Regions from separate parts of the Mus musculus genome. Here regions 1 and 3 are each linked to region 2. A link is a loop called in an ENCODE intact Hi-C map of the cell type or tissue named here. Cell type or tissue: left cerebral cortex. All regions are shown on one strand. Each heading gives the region's core, and the rest is flanking DNA. Links, peaks and the distances in the headings are about the cores only.

Region 1 (4,411 bases), core at 884-3,383, 130 kb after region 2:
AGAGGTGTGGATATAAAGTGGGTGTACAGAGTCTGGATGAAATGGTATAGAAGGGCTCCTCACACAGGTAACTTTGAACTCAGAGGTTCTCAGCCTTCCTAATGCTGCCACCCATTAAAACAGTTCCTCATGTTGTATATAGGCCCTCATGGTGACCCCCTAATCATAAAATAATTTTGTTGCTACTTCATAATTTTATTACTGTTACAAATCATAAATTAAATACCTGTGTTTTCTGATGGTCTTAGGTGACCCCTGTTACAGGGTCATTTGACAACCCCCCCTCCCCCCACCAAGGGCCATGACCCATAGGTTGAGAATAACTGTTTTAGACAAAAATATTTTAAAAATCATTATATTCCTATAAAAGGAGAAGAAAGAATTGTGTATGTTGGCACATTCCTTAATCCTATCATTGGAGAGGCCACAGGAGAACTGATATGTTTGTGAGATCATTTGGGCTACACAGTGAGTAGGCCAGCCAGGACTATATATAGCAAGACCACACTTCAAAAACAAAACAAAACAAAACAAAACAAAACAACCCAAGAGGCATTACATCATTCCTTAAATGAGCCACTTCTAGGTATAGTCCAAAAGAGTCTCACTATAGTTATGTCAATGTATTGGAGTTCAACATGATCATCATGATTGCCCTGCACTGTGCCTTTAATTGGTGAGAAAGTCGAAGGGGTGGCTTGTGGATGCAAGAGGAGCACAAATGATGCTTAAACTAATGCCAGGTGGGAGGACAAAAACCCAGCTGCCTTTCCAATTTCAATGCATACATGCAAATGAAAGCTAGACATACCCTGAAATTATTGTGATATGTAATTAGCAAAGGAAGTAACAGGAAACTTAAAGCAACTTGAAACAGAGAATGTAGAAGACATTTGTGAAAATTAAGGAAAGAGAGAGAGAGAGATCAACCATGTGAAGCAATAGAAAGACCTAGCATGGTCTTTTGCAAACATTTGGGAAAAAGAAGCAGAACAAGGCACGTGCATGTTTGTAGACTTGGGGGGGGGGGTGGTCTTACTGACTGAACTGTGCCCAGCCATCGAGCAGAAATCCCTAAGACATCGGAATGTGACCTTGTTCAGAAATCAGGTCATTGCAGACACCAGAGTCAAGATTGGGAGTGGCCTTCCCGATCTTCATGACCAGTGTCCTTATAAATAAGGGAAAACTGGACACATAAGCACGTAGGGAAAATATGTGAAAGCTAGAGTCATATTGCTACAAGGCAAGGAAGAGGTACCCTCAGAAGATGTGTGGTCCTGCCCTGGTTTGTCTTCTGGGCCCCAGATGCTCAGTAATTTTGTTTGAACCCTGTGTATAGAGATTATTACAACAATCCTAACAGCCTTCTGCAAGATGAATTATAGGCAAACAGGAAGAGTAGTTTTCTTCCAAGAACGGGTGTTTAACATCTGTATCAGTCTATGCCTGAGCTGCTGTAAATAGATCACACCTGTCTTTAATTATGTTGCATTTTTATTTCAGAAAAAATCACATAAAATCCCAGTACCTAACATATCGAGATGCTCTTGTGATCTGTGCCTGTAATATTAGCGACTGGTCTGTGAGAGTCACAGATGAAGAAACAGCCCCTTCTGGCAGCAAGAGTTGCAGCTCCTCTTCCTACAGATCGCCACAGGCCTGGGATAAAGTCCAGGCAGGCAGGGGTCAGGACACGTGCAGGTCTCCTACTGTCTCTTCTTCTTCCTTCTCCCCCTCCTTCTTTTATTTTACGTTATTATTATTATTTATTTTTTTGGTTTTTCACAGGCGGATTTCTGAGTTCCAGGCCAGCTGGTCTACAAAGTGAGTTCCAGGACTGCCAGGGCTACACAGAGAAATCCTACTGCCTCTTCTTGGTGCAGAGCCCAGTCTGGGACCCCGAGCCCCGCGAGAGCATGTGGGAGCATTTCGGTCACAGTCCCCGGGCGGCTCGTCATCCACCGAGTTACCCCCGCCCGTAGGTGGACTTTCAGTGTTTCTGATCTCAGCACGTCTTTCCTCCCTGGCACAGCCGGAGTGCGGCGGACACAGCCTGTAGGGTCCCGCCCGACGGGTTAAAGGGCTTTAGGCACTGGCTCGCCGAGGGTGACCTTGCGACCGCTCTCCGCTGGACCGGCTTTCCCGCCAGCCCCGCAGGACAGCCTGATGCGCCCTGGGGACGCGCCCGCGGACATCTACGTCCTCCTGCTCCGCCACCCCGCACATGCTCGCCTGGGGCGTGCGCTGCCAGGCACGCTCCGGGCTGAGACTTCCTCCCGGGAGGCTCCGTCCCAGCAGCCCGGAGATCTGAGCCCTGCTTCCGCCCCTCGAGCAACAGCCACCGAGCTGTACCGCTCCGGTCTGTAGACGCACAGCCCCCGGCGGGCTAAGCCTCGCCGGCCGTGGGCAGGAGGCAGCACTGGCCGCACTGAGCATGCTCGGCGGAGAGGGCGGGGCGCTCGGCGGAGAGGGCGGGGCGCTCGGCCGCGCGTCGGGAGGGCGCTCCTCAGGACGGCTCGGCGCCTCCGCGCCAGCCCGCCCGCCCGCCCGCCCGCACGTTCGCTCGCTCGCTCGCTCGCAGCCGCGCCCGCCGCAGGCTGCGCCCGGCCGCCCCGCCCCGCCCCGCCCCGCCCCCCGCCGCTCGTCCCCGCCGCGGCCGCGCCGCCCGCAGCCGCAGCCGCTGCTCCTCCCCGGCGGCCGCCCCCCGCGGGTCCCTCCCTGGCTGCGGGAGACGCGGAGGTAGAGGGAGGACGCCGCCGCCGCTGAGCCGCGCCGCCCGCACCCGAACCCTTCGCCTCGCCCTGCCGGTCCTCACTCTGTGGGAGGAACATGGGTGAGTCCTGCCGGCCGTCATCGCCTGACATTTTCTTTTCTCCCCCTCGGCGTGCTGCAGGGTGGCAGTGCATCTCTCCTGCAAACTTGCCGGGGTCCCCGGGTCCGCGAGGTGCGGGGCGGCGGCCCTCCCAGGGGGAAGGCGGGCGCACGAGGGCGGCCGGGCCGGCGGGGTCGCGCACGGGGTGGGGTCGGCGGCGGGCTCCGCGCTCGCCTCCCCTCCTCCACGCTTCCTGCCGGCACCGGGCCGCGCGGGGCGTCCCCGGGGCTGGGAGGCCGCGGTGCTGCAGGCTCGGTCCCACGGCGAGCCCGACCACTTGGCGGAACTTCCTTCCCGTGGGCGCGATCGCTCCCTCCCCGGCCTGCCGACGGCCGGCGCCGGTGCGGGGAGAGCCGGCAAGTAGTTTGGGAGGGCGATGGCCAGCCGAGTGCCGAGCGGACAGTCTCCAAGGTGGAGGTGGCGACTCGCCCGCCGCCGCCGTGGGCAGCGCGAGGCTGGCGGGAGCCGCTAGCTGTTGAATTAGTGTTGGGAGACTACGGCGTGCACAGTTCCGGTCCTCAAGCGGTTTTCTGGATTTCTCCTGTAGCTGGAAACTGTGCCCTGTAACACATTGTTAAGGAATTTACATGCTGCCTGTTCTGCCCCAGCTGCCCCTGCCTAAATCTGTATAATCTGATTCTAGTTCCATTGTACTTATAGTTAATCCTAAAAGAATGGATACTTCAATGCAAATGTTTTATAAAACTGTTTATGTTTGAACGTGAGATTCTCCTCAGATATTGCCTACCTGTGCATAATTACAAAAGCACCGGATACAAATCTCTTCTGTAATTAAGGGCGAAAAGTTTCCTTTGATAGTAACAACTTAGATCATCTGTCCAGTACACGTTCCCCAGTTTGCTTCTATTCCATAATTTGCGTCTATCGTAATTTCCCCTTTTAAAAACTGGCTTCTTCGGCGTCCCTCCACACGGACTTTGCCCACTCCTTCTGGGCAAGTTATTTATGAGTGTGGTCCTTTCATCTGTCAACACAGTGCTCAATGCTTAGAGTTAGATCATGGCAATACAGAACCCTCCAGGAAGTATCAGAATCCTAGAAATGATGTGGTAGCCTTTCCCGGAAGACCAAATACTCTTAGCTTTGAGTCAGATCTTTGTCATTTAGTAGGAAGAGGACCGTTGGGGGAGAAGGAGGTGGTTTTAATGAAACAAAGCAGAACAAAACACCCATGCCCCTGAATTTTATTTTCACTTGTTTGTCTTCCAAGTGAGTATCACTGACAGTCGGAACATTTCTATAAAAAAAAAAAAAAAAATCGGTATCCCATTTGTTCGTCCCTTTATAGAATTTTAAAAGAATACTAATCCAGATTACAGATTAAAATCTGCGTGTTGGAAAGTTTTTAATTACACTTACAGGTTTGGTGTAGAAACAAGTCTCAGTTTTTTAAAGGTGAGATTTAGTTAAAGCTCATTTTAACTAAACGTTCAAAATGTTGAATCGGTATTTTTCCCCCAGTGGGGGTGGATATCCAAGGTCTGTTGTTGCAAATTAGGGAATAAAAATACCTAA
Region 2 (4,411 bases), core at 1,222-3,721:
GTTTTGGAGAAGGTGTTATGTGTGTGTGTGTGTCTGTCTTTCTGTGTGTGTGTGTGTGTGTGTGTGTGTGTGTGTACATGTGGAAGACAGATGACAACTTGTAAGAGTCATCTTACAAGATGTTAAGAGTTATTATGCTCAAGTCATCAAATTTGGCAGTAAGTGACTTTACCCATTAAGCCATCTCACCCACCCCATAGAAACTTTTAATGTGGTCCACTAGTTTATACGTTACTACAAGGTATTTTTCACTAAGAATATTGTTTTACTGGGTTGAAAACTAAGAATGGAGTAAACATCATGATCCCTGCTCTCAAGTAGTTTACATTTTGGTGGAGCTTTTGTGTGTGTGTGTGTGTGTGTGTTAGAATCAAACTGCTACCAAAAAAGTTACCATAAGCCAGAAGGATGGAAAAGTAAGACTAGTCAGAGATTTTTATTTCAATTGAATATCAAGAATAAGTAGAAGCAAGCCAGGAGGAGTAGGAGCATAGAACACACTGGGCACATGGTGCAAAAGAACAGAAGTGACAAAAAATGATCTTAAGAATATTATCAAGTTAGAATGGCTGAACTGTAGGTCATGTGTAGGAGCATGTACAGGTGTTTGGAAAGATCAGACTAAATGGAACACAAGACCGGGGGTGATAACAAAAAAGAATTCTACTACCATTGATGAGTTTAGATTTTTTAACCCTGCCGTTAACAAAAATAAATATATTTTTTGTTTTTCAAATAATGTATGTTTTTTAAACATACTACTAAACACAAAATGAAAGATAAAATTATGACACTGAGACAGAAACAACATGCTACTGATTTAATTGAGAAAAAATAAATTGGATTGTATTAAATTGGGTAGCTATGAACAAAGGGGAAGAATTTCTGAGAGATTGTGAACATTTAACCAATGGTCTTAAAGGCCAAGAGAAATGGCCAGGCAAAAAAAGTAAGCTAGAGTTCTAAAGCTTAGACCAGCCATGCAAGGATGTCTGTAAAGTGACTGACAACGACGCAGACTTTAAGCCTGTGGGAAACTTAGAGACATAAACCACCTCTATCTCTATAAAGAATTTCACTTGGGAGTGGCTGGATATAAATGGTGATTGAAGTAACAGATATGAATAAGAGAGTACAATGAGCAAAGCAACAAGAACAAGATGTAAAGCTAAGTATCTTATAAATTTAGCTGTGCATGATTAGTGGGAAAAAAAGAAAAATAAAACATGATTCCTTGCTTCAGTACCGAATCATGTGTCAGGTACTGAACAGCAGGAAAAAAAATGAGACAGAAAGCAACAAAGAAAGTGGTCAGCTGTACCAAAATAAAGGTCAAAAAAAAAAGTTATGGGTGTGCAAAAGCATCATAGGTGTGCCCATTACAGATGGTCACTGGTAAACACAAGATGCTGGGGAATACATGCTTATACCATCTCAACAGTACTTGGCATAGGTACCAAAAATGCTGAGGACAGATGCTGAAAAGATGTAAAATTTGAGATCTGAAACGCAAACAGAATTTTACCATGTCCAGAGAAACTTAAACTAACCATAATGGAGCAGGGATGTAAACAGAGTACTCACTCCTGGAACTTTAAGGGGGCAGGAGGTATTTTATATCTACTGAAAAATGCAGGTTTACAAAAGAAACCACTAGAATTTGGGTGGTATTAAACTCAAACAAAAACAAAAACCAGAACTTTAAAAGCAGAGACCGAATTAGAAATATTTATTAAAAGTTGGACCTAATTCACAAACTGGGGGGGGGGGGGGGGGTGAGAAATGAAGAAAAGCAATTAACTACTTCAATTATTAGTCCCTAGGCCACCCCTGAAGGCTATAACTTTTCACAGAATGTAGAAAGAGGGTCTCAGTATAAAGCCAGGGATGGTCAGATAACTTCACTCCGGGGAGTGGGGGAGATTGGGGACGGGATCCAATTTGTAAGTGATAATACAGAATAGAAATGTAAACAATTACATCGTGGTAAATAAATCTGATTAAAGTGTGTGCAAAAGCAAGTATTGTGTTTCATACAGTCACAAACTTGTTATGTCATACAGTCAAGAGCCAAGGAATCAAAATCCTGGTTCTAGTATCGTCTCTACCTGCGACGTGTTACATTTCTGAACAGTGGTCCTTTTTGACTTTGTGTTTAACCTGAGGGCAGGCTGAAGGCGGGCCGTCTGTCACCGCAAGCTGGCCATCAGCATCTTACCTGTGGCCTGCTGCTTAGGAAAAGGTACCTGGTAGGTCCCAGGCCCCACGTGCTCCTCGGTGCTGCCGCGGTTGGCACAGTCGAGCCAGCGCGGAGCACGGTCATACATAGTGATGAGGGGCGGGGCCCACGGGACCGGAAACTAGACAGGCGGCCTGCGTCGTCCCTACACGCGGGACTAGAGTGCGAGCTGCGTGCTGACTGGCTCAGCGGCGTCAGCTTTCCCTCGGGTCCTCGGCACAGAGGTAAAGTGGCGAGGACAGCAGCCAGAGGACCCGCCCGCCAGCCCGCCAGCGTTCAATTCAGCGCTCACGGGTCACGCCAGAGACCGGGCTTAGCCGCCTGAACTTCCGGCTCTGGCTCCGCCCACTCCCCGCCTCCCGGAAACCTTGGAAGGGCAGAGGCCGGAAGGACTCGGGCCTGTAGGTGCACTTCCGGCACCGGCCTCGGAGCATTTCCGGTCGAGCGCTCAGAGCTCGGAGATGTCTTGTAGAGTCTGACGAAGCTCCCTGCGCTAGGCAGGGCGGTGCTGCACCTCAGCTCCACCTCAGCTCCGCCTCAACTCACCTGCTTCCTGTCCCAGAATACCTTCGCTGCGCAGAAAAGCCCTAGAAACGCACTAGAAGGAGGCGAATTAATTTGATTTTGATTTGCCTTCCCTGTAAATCAGGGTGACTGGAAAGACCCGGGGGGCGGGGCAGCGAGGCGGGGACAGGTGGAATAGAAAAGCTCGGGACCCCAAAACAGGGTTTGGGATCAGCAAAGTCCCCCTTCACTCCTGTCAAAAAGGCATCCTCTGAATAAAGTCACTACTGAATCTGACCTGCAGGCCATCAAGATTTCTAAAGGAAAGCTGGGAACGCAGAGGGTTGGGGGCGGGGGTGGGGGGGTGACAAGAAATGGCAACATCTGAAAAGGGGAAAGCTTGCCTACTGAAGCAAGTCAAGGGCAAGGGCTAAAAACTGCTTCTGGTGTTGGACACGGATAAATGGCAACATTGTCTACAAAGTAAGGTGAAGGCATCGAAAAAGCCCAAGCCACCCTCATCGATCCACTGAATCTTCAGCAACAGGCGCTGGAGAGTATCAGAATCCATCTATGTGTTTGGTTGGTTTTTTTCATTAAGAAATCCACACAGCTTCTAAACATCCTTAAAGGCTTAGGCCAGTGGTTCTCAACCTTCTGAATGCTGCAACCCTTTAATACGGTTTCTCAACTTGTAGTGGCCCCATACCATAAAATCATTTTCATTGCTACTTTATAACTTTGGTACTGTTAGGAAGCACAATGTAAGTATTTTTGGAGGTAGAAGTTTGCCAGTGGGGTTGTGACCCACAGGTAAAGAACCACTGGCTTAGGCAATCCTTCCATGGCCCTGCCTTACCCACAAAAGAGCTAGAGTGCCTCAGTCCCCAATACAAACTTAAATATATTTAAATTTTGTGATTCTTAGTTTGCTACTTAGTTCTGAATTAATTGTGGCATCTCTGTTAGAATACTCAAAAAGTATGTGTGTGTGGTTCCTAAGAATCTTTTGATGTCTTCTACTAAACAGCTGGATCATTACTTACTTGAAAAGAACTTATTGGCAAATGTATATAGTTCTCTTACTCTTCTAAGTTAACCTGGATACAAATAAAACTAAAGCCCCTGTCCCTGGGTAGGTCATGAATAGCCCAAGAAGGGGCAAGCAAGGTATACAGAATGGCAAGAGAATATCACAAGCACTTGGGAAACTTATTTGTAATGAAGTGTTTAACTTTCTTGTTAACCTTAATGCTTCCTACATTCTTATAAAACTCATAAGTAGCTGGGAAGTGGTGACACATGCCTTTAATCCTAGCACCCAGAAGGCAGAGGCAACAGATCTCTGTGAGTACCAGGCCATCCCAGTCTACCAAGTGAGTTCCAGGACAGCAAGGACTACACAGAGAATCCCTGTCTCAAAAAAGGAAACATAAGAGTTCTTGGTGGGGGTTTTTTGTTTGTTTGTTTTGTTTTTTGTTTGTTTGTTTTGCCTCATATATCTGGCAAGATCCCATTCAGAAGAACTAGAATGGATGTGCAATGACATACTAGAAAGAGTCACAGATAAAAGGATGGAAAATTGTGTCATTAAAAGTCATGTTTCCTTTAACAACCTATTGGACATTCCTTATATATCATTTGCTCTTGGTAATAAAAGCCAATATA
Region 3 (4,411 bases), core at 884-3,383, 110 kb after region 2:
GATTCAAAAATATGGTAGCTTCAGCAAGAGAGTCAGCATTAAGTTTGCACAGATGATCAAAAGTAATGGCAGTGGTCTATAATGTCTGCAGAAGTCTATGAAACCCCACTGGCCAATAATTTGAGAAAAGCCTCGCTATCACTGGGCTTTTTATTAGGTAGCCTATGGTGTTTGGGGGAGGCATTGTCCCCTATTAGAGGGCATTGCCATTTAAATGTCTTTTTATATGTGCTCATGTGTGTACTTTAGGAAGCTTCTAGAGTAAAAGATTTCCATGTGGCATTTTCAAAGATCTTTAATGCTAGTTGTCCCTCTCCATACCCAATGCTCTACCTGACTCCCCTAGCACCACCCCATTTAACACGTTCTGTTCAATTATTCCTCTTTGCCCATTCATACCACCAGTATCCTGTCCCCTTTCTCTTGAGATATACTTCCATTCTCCCTTACTAGTTTCCAGCCTTTTGTGGGTATTCTAATATAAACATACATATCTAAAGATTCAGAGCTAGCACCCACACATGAAAACTAACTTGCAACATTTGTCTTTTTACGTCTGGGTTATCTCCCTCAGAACAATTATTTCCAGATCCATCCATGTGCCTAAAAATTCTGTAATTTCATTTTTATTTCTATAACCTACATTTTTCTTATACTCTGTTGTGTAAATACACCACATATTTATTATCTGTTAATCTGTTGATAGATATCTAGGCTATTTCCGTTTTCTGCCTATTGTGAAGAGATCAGCAGTGAACATGAATAAGCAAGTGTCTCTGTAGAAAACACAGAGTCCTTAGGAAGATGCTCTAGAATAGAATATCTGGGTCATATGGTAGATCTATGTCTAGCTTTTGAAGATTCTCCACACTGATTTCCAGAGTAGCTGCATCAGTTTGGAGTCCCACAGGGAACGAGCAAGTGTTCCTCTTTTCCTACATCCACACCAACATTTTCTTTCTCCCTCTTATTCTTGGCCATTTTGTCTAGAGTAAAATGAAATATCAAAGTAGTTTTAATTTGTATGTCCCCGATGGCTAGGGATGTTTCCAAACGATATTTCTCAGCTTTTTGTATTTCTTCCTTTGAGAACTTTCTGTTCTGTTCTGTGCTCCAATTTTTAATTGGATTGCTTTCTTGGTATTTAGTTTTTAAAGTTCTTTGTATATTCCAGACACCAACCCTCGGTCACGTGTATTGCCGGCAAAGATATTTTCCTATTCTGTAGGCTGCCACTTCCCTCAAATGATAGGCATCCTTTTCTGTATAGACACCTTTTAGTTTCATAGAATCTTAATTGTTATTTGTTTCTCCTAGTGTCTGCTCTACCAGAGTGTGTTCAGTAAGTCCTTTCCTATACCAGAGTTGAACCATATTCTGTACTTTCTTCTGTATCAGATGCAGAGTATCTGCCTTGTTTTTGTTTGTTTGTGGCAGGATCTCCCTCTGAACCTGAAGCACTTAGGTTCAGCTAGACTGATTGCTCATGAACCCCCAAGATCTGCCTGTCTCTGCCCCAAGTCGCCAAAGCTGGGGTTACCGATTGACATGACCATGCCAGGCTGATATGTGCGTGTTGGTGATTCAAACAGGTCCTCTTGCTTTGCAGCAGCTATGGTTACCAGCTGAGATATCTTCCCAGAGCTCAACACTGAGTTTCTATTCTCTCCCATTTGGTAGTTAATAATTTTGTGTGAGAAAAATATACGGCTGATATAAATCTCTTTAAGCACCCACATACACACCTAAATTCCTGCAACTTGGTGTAAAGTCATTGTTAAAACCATTTCTTATAGTTGATATCAACTAATCATACTGCATTGAGGCTCTCTGGTATGAATGCCCCATCTCCCTAACTGTCCAGAGAAGAACAGTCACCTTGAAGTTGTGCCTAGAGTCACTACCATCACTGGTGCAATGCATGCACATGCCTTCCTCATTCTCCTCAACGAATGTAGTTTACAAAACAGAGTATCTAAAATTAACAATGGGAGCCAAAGGAAAAGGTATACCTTGATTGATATTTGTTTACGTCTATAAGAATGAACTTAAGCTTCACTAAGGCTACTAAAGATATGAAAACAACTGCTTTCCGTACTTGCTCTGGAACTGAGTATATAAAATAGCCCCAGGGGAACTTGGCAGCAACACCTTCCTAAATCTATCTCCTCCGTGTTTATACAGTGCCGTATGTGCTGCAGGGTGTTGCCAATGAGGCAAATGTTTAAAATAAGATATATTCAAATAATAGCAGAGGCTTTATAGGAAGACATAGGCTGACTGAGAAAGTCACACAGTAACCAGCTCACTGACATCCTATAGAAAGGATTCCCAAACTAAAGGTGGAGTAATACCTGTTTCCTGAGAGTTGACATGTTTCCAATATCCTGACATTTCCTATGAATGCCATATTTCTAAAACAATAATATTCTCAATCAGTCCCTTCAGGCAAGGGTAACATTTCTAACAAAGATGGAGAAAACAATTGTTCTTCAGGATACTCATGCTACAAAAACAGCATTTTAAAAATAAGAATGTTCCCTCATTATGTAATTTTGTTGTTGGAAACAACCTAAATATAAACATCTTTTAATATCTACATAACGAAAGTCTTAGAATGGCATCTTTAAAACTTAAAATAAAATCCTCTAATTGAGCACTTTTATTGAATTTAGAATCCAGTTCCTTAAAATTTTTCTTAAATAGTAATTTCTGATAAGTTGCAAGAACTGGTATTAGGACTAATACATACATACTCACTTGTTGGATTTCAATGTTTGCCTTGTTGGTTGATGAACTTCCACCATGAGGATGGGACTGAAAAATTATTGTTTTGATTTAGTAATGGTGCCTTCTTCCATCTAGACATACTTGTTCTGTGAGGTTGCTCTTTCAACTAAAACATTCCTCAAGAAAGACATGGCCATGTATTGAGCTTTAAATCTGATCTCTGACCCACTATAACTCAAGATTTTTTTTTTTAATCGATGAGGCATTTTTAACTAAACTGTTCTACCTAGACAGGTGAAAGGTTATTATGCCATTGATAAAGATAATTTCTCTTTTTCCGTTTGTTTTACAAAGCACATTTTTAAGCAGACCTTTACTGAGCACACAATTAAGATTATAATCATTAAACTTGACGAGTGTTCAAACTGTTTTCATTAAGAGCACATGATTGGGGCTGGCAGAATGGCTCAGCAGGTAAGAGCACTGACTGCTCTTCCCCAGGTCCTGAGTTCAAATCCCAGCAACCACACTATCACACACTATAATGAGATCTGACGCCTCTTCTGGCGCGGCTGAAGACAGCTACAGTGTACTTATGTATAATAAATAAATTAAAAATAAAAAGATCACATGATTGGAGTGGGGTTTGGAGATCTCTGCTTCAGTGGAATGGGCCTCCAATCCCTGTGGTCCCTTTCTCAACCACCACATCTGCTCTTCCATCGTCAGAATGCTCCACAGCCTTTTAAACTGGCTGCCTCTCCACCCCCACCTCAGTCTTTCCACTCTACCTGCAGACATTCAGCCGCAAAGAACAACAGATTTCCATTTGTAGATGATAGCCTTAAATATGTTCCACGGGTCCCCTTCCTACTATCTTTGTGAATTCTTTTCCTTGAATGTGTTCTGACCCTTGACTCACTCCATAAGGAGAAAGGGGTACAAATGCCCTATGCCAAGTCTAGATCAAGGTTTCAAGAAGACCCAGTAGCTGCTTCTCCTGTACTTACAAGATTCTGAAGTGCCAGGCAAAATGCTCTGGTACACTGCTAGTAAAAAGAAGGAAAGAAAGAAAGAAAGAAAGAAAGAAAGAAAGGAAGGAAGGAAGGAAGGAAGGAAGAAAAAGAAAAAGAAAAAGAAAAAGAAAAAGAAAAAGAAAAAGAAAAAGAAAAAGAAAAAGAAAAAGAAAAAGAAAAAGAAAAAGAAAAAGAAAAAGAAAAAGAAAAAAATCTATATAATGTGGGGAAGGAGAGGCCACCAGGAGGAAGAGAGCAAAAGCTGAGTCTTCTCCACAGAGCCACCAGACAGCAAATGACTCCTCCCAGCTATCAATCACAGCCCCGTATAATTTCAGCAGCATCTGAATAGTGCAAATCCAAACCCATCCAGCTGGACCCAGTCAGCAGCCTACAGTACTATGAGAAATAATAGTTGTTTGTTATGGTGCCTTAATCTGCAATAGGTAAGACCCCTCACATGTATACTCAATCTTCTGGGAACCTATCTTGAGAATCAAGTAACTTTCCACTGAAGGGCACTTTATCCCCTACTCCATTGGGTGACATGTGCTCAGTCCTGCACAACCCACAGGACCGATGGGGAGAGCAGCTGTTCCCCTTGCTCTCCATCGTCCTCTTGCCCAGACCTCTGATCTCTTGAAGTTCATGCCATCTGGCCACCT

Evidence for each region. Peaks named below come from ENCODE experiments on the same cell type or tissue, not always from the same donor. Only the 100,000 strongest peaks of a DNase experiment are listed, where the experiment ranks them.
Region 1: it touches region 2 in a loop (3-fold over the local background); 10 of 42 quality-filtered maps call a loop at or near these places.
Region 3: it touches region 2 in a loop (4-fold over the local background); 3 of 42 quality-filtered maps call a loop at or near these places.

Annotation. Positions count from the first base shown.
Region 1 is chr3:139,073,461-139,077,871 of GRCm38, reverse strand. Rap1gds1 (RAP1, GTP-GDP dissociation stimulator 1) reads left to right here and starts at 2,671. Exons shown (of 15, transcript NM_001040690.2): 1 at 2,671-2,836. The coding sequence starts at 2,833. In left cerebral cortex, for the core only: a CTCF peak has its summit at 2,189; DNase peaks (open chromatin) are centred at 1,986, 2,431, 2,887 and 3,253; H3K4me3 peaks cover 1,730 bases; H3K27ac peaks cover 1,580 bases.
Region 2 is chr3:139,203,815-139,208,225 of GRCm38, reverse strand. Stpg2 (sperm tail PG rich repeat containing 2) reads right to left here and starts at 2,333. Exons shown (of 14, transcript NM_198659.2): 1 at 2,219-2,333. The coding sequence starts at 2,327. In left cerebral cortex, for the core only: a CTCF peak has its summit at 2,661; DNase peaks (open chromatin) are centred at 2,376, 2,590 and 3,522; H3K4me3 peaks cover 1,294 bases; H3K27ac peaks cover 1,136 bases.
Region 3 is chr3:139,088,665-139,093,075 of GRCm38, reverse strand. No RefSeq gene overlaps it. Among named protein-coding and RNA genes, the nearest start is that of Rap1gds1, 16 kb to the right of the region's middle. In left cerebral cortex, for the core only: no CTCF peak of the experiment used is centred there; a DNase peak (open chromatin) is centred at 2,162.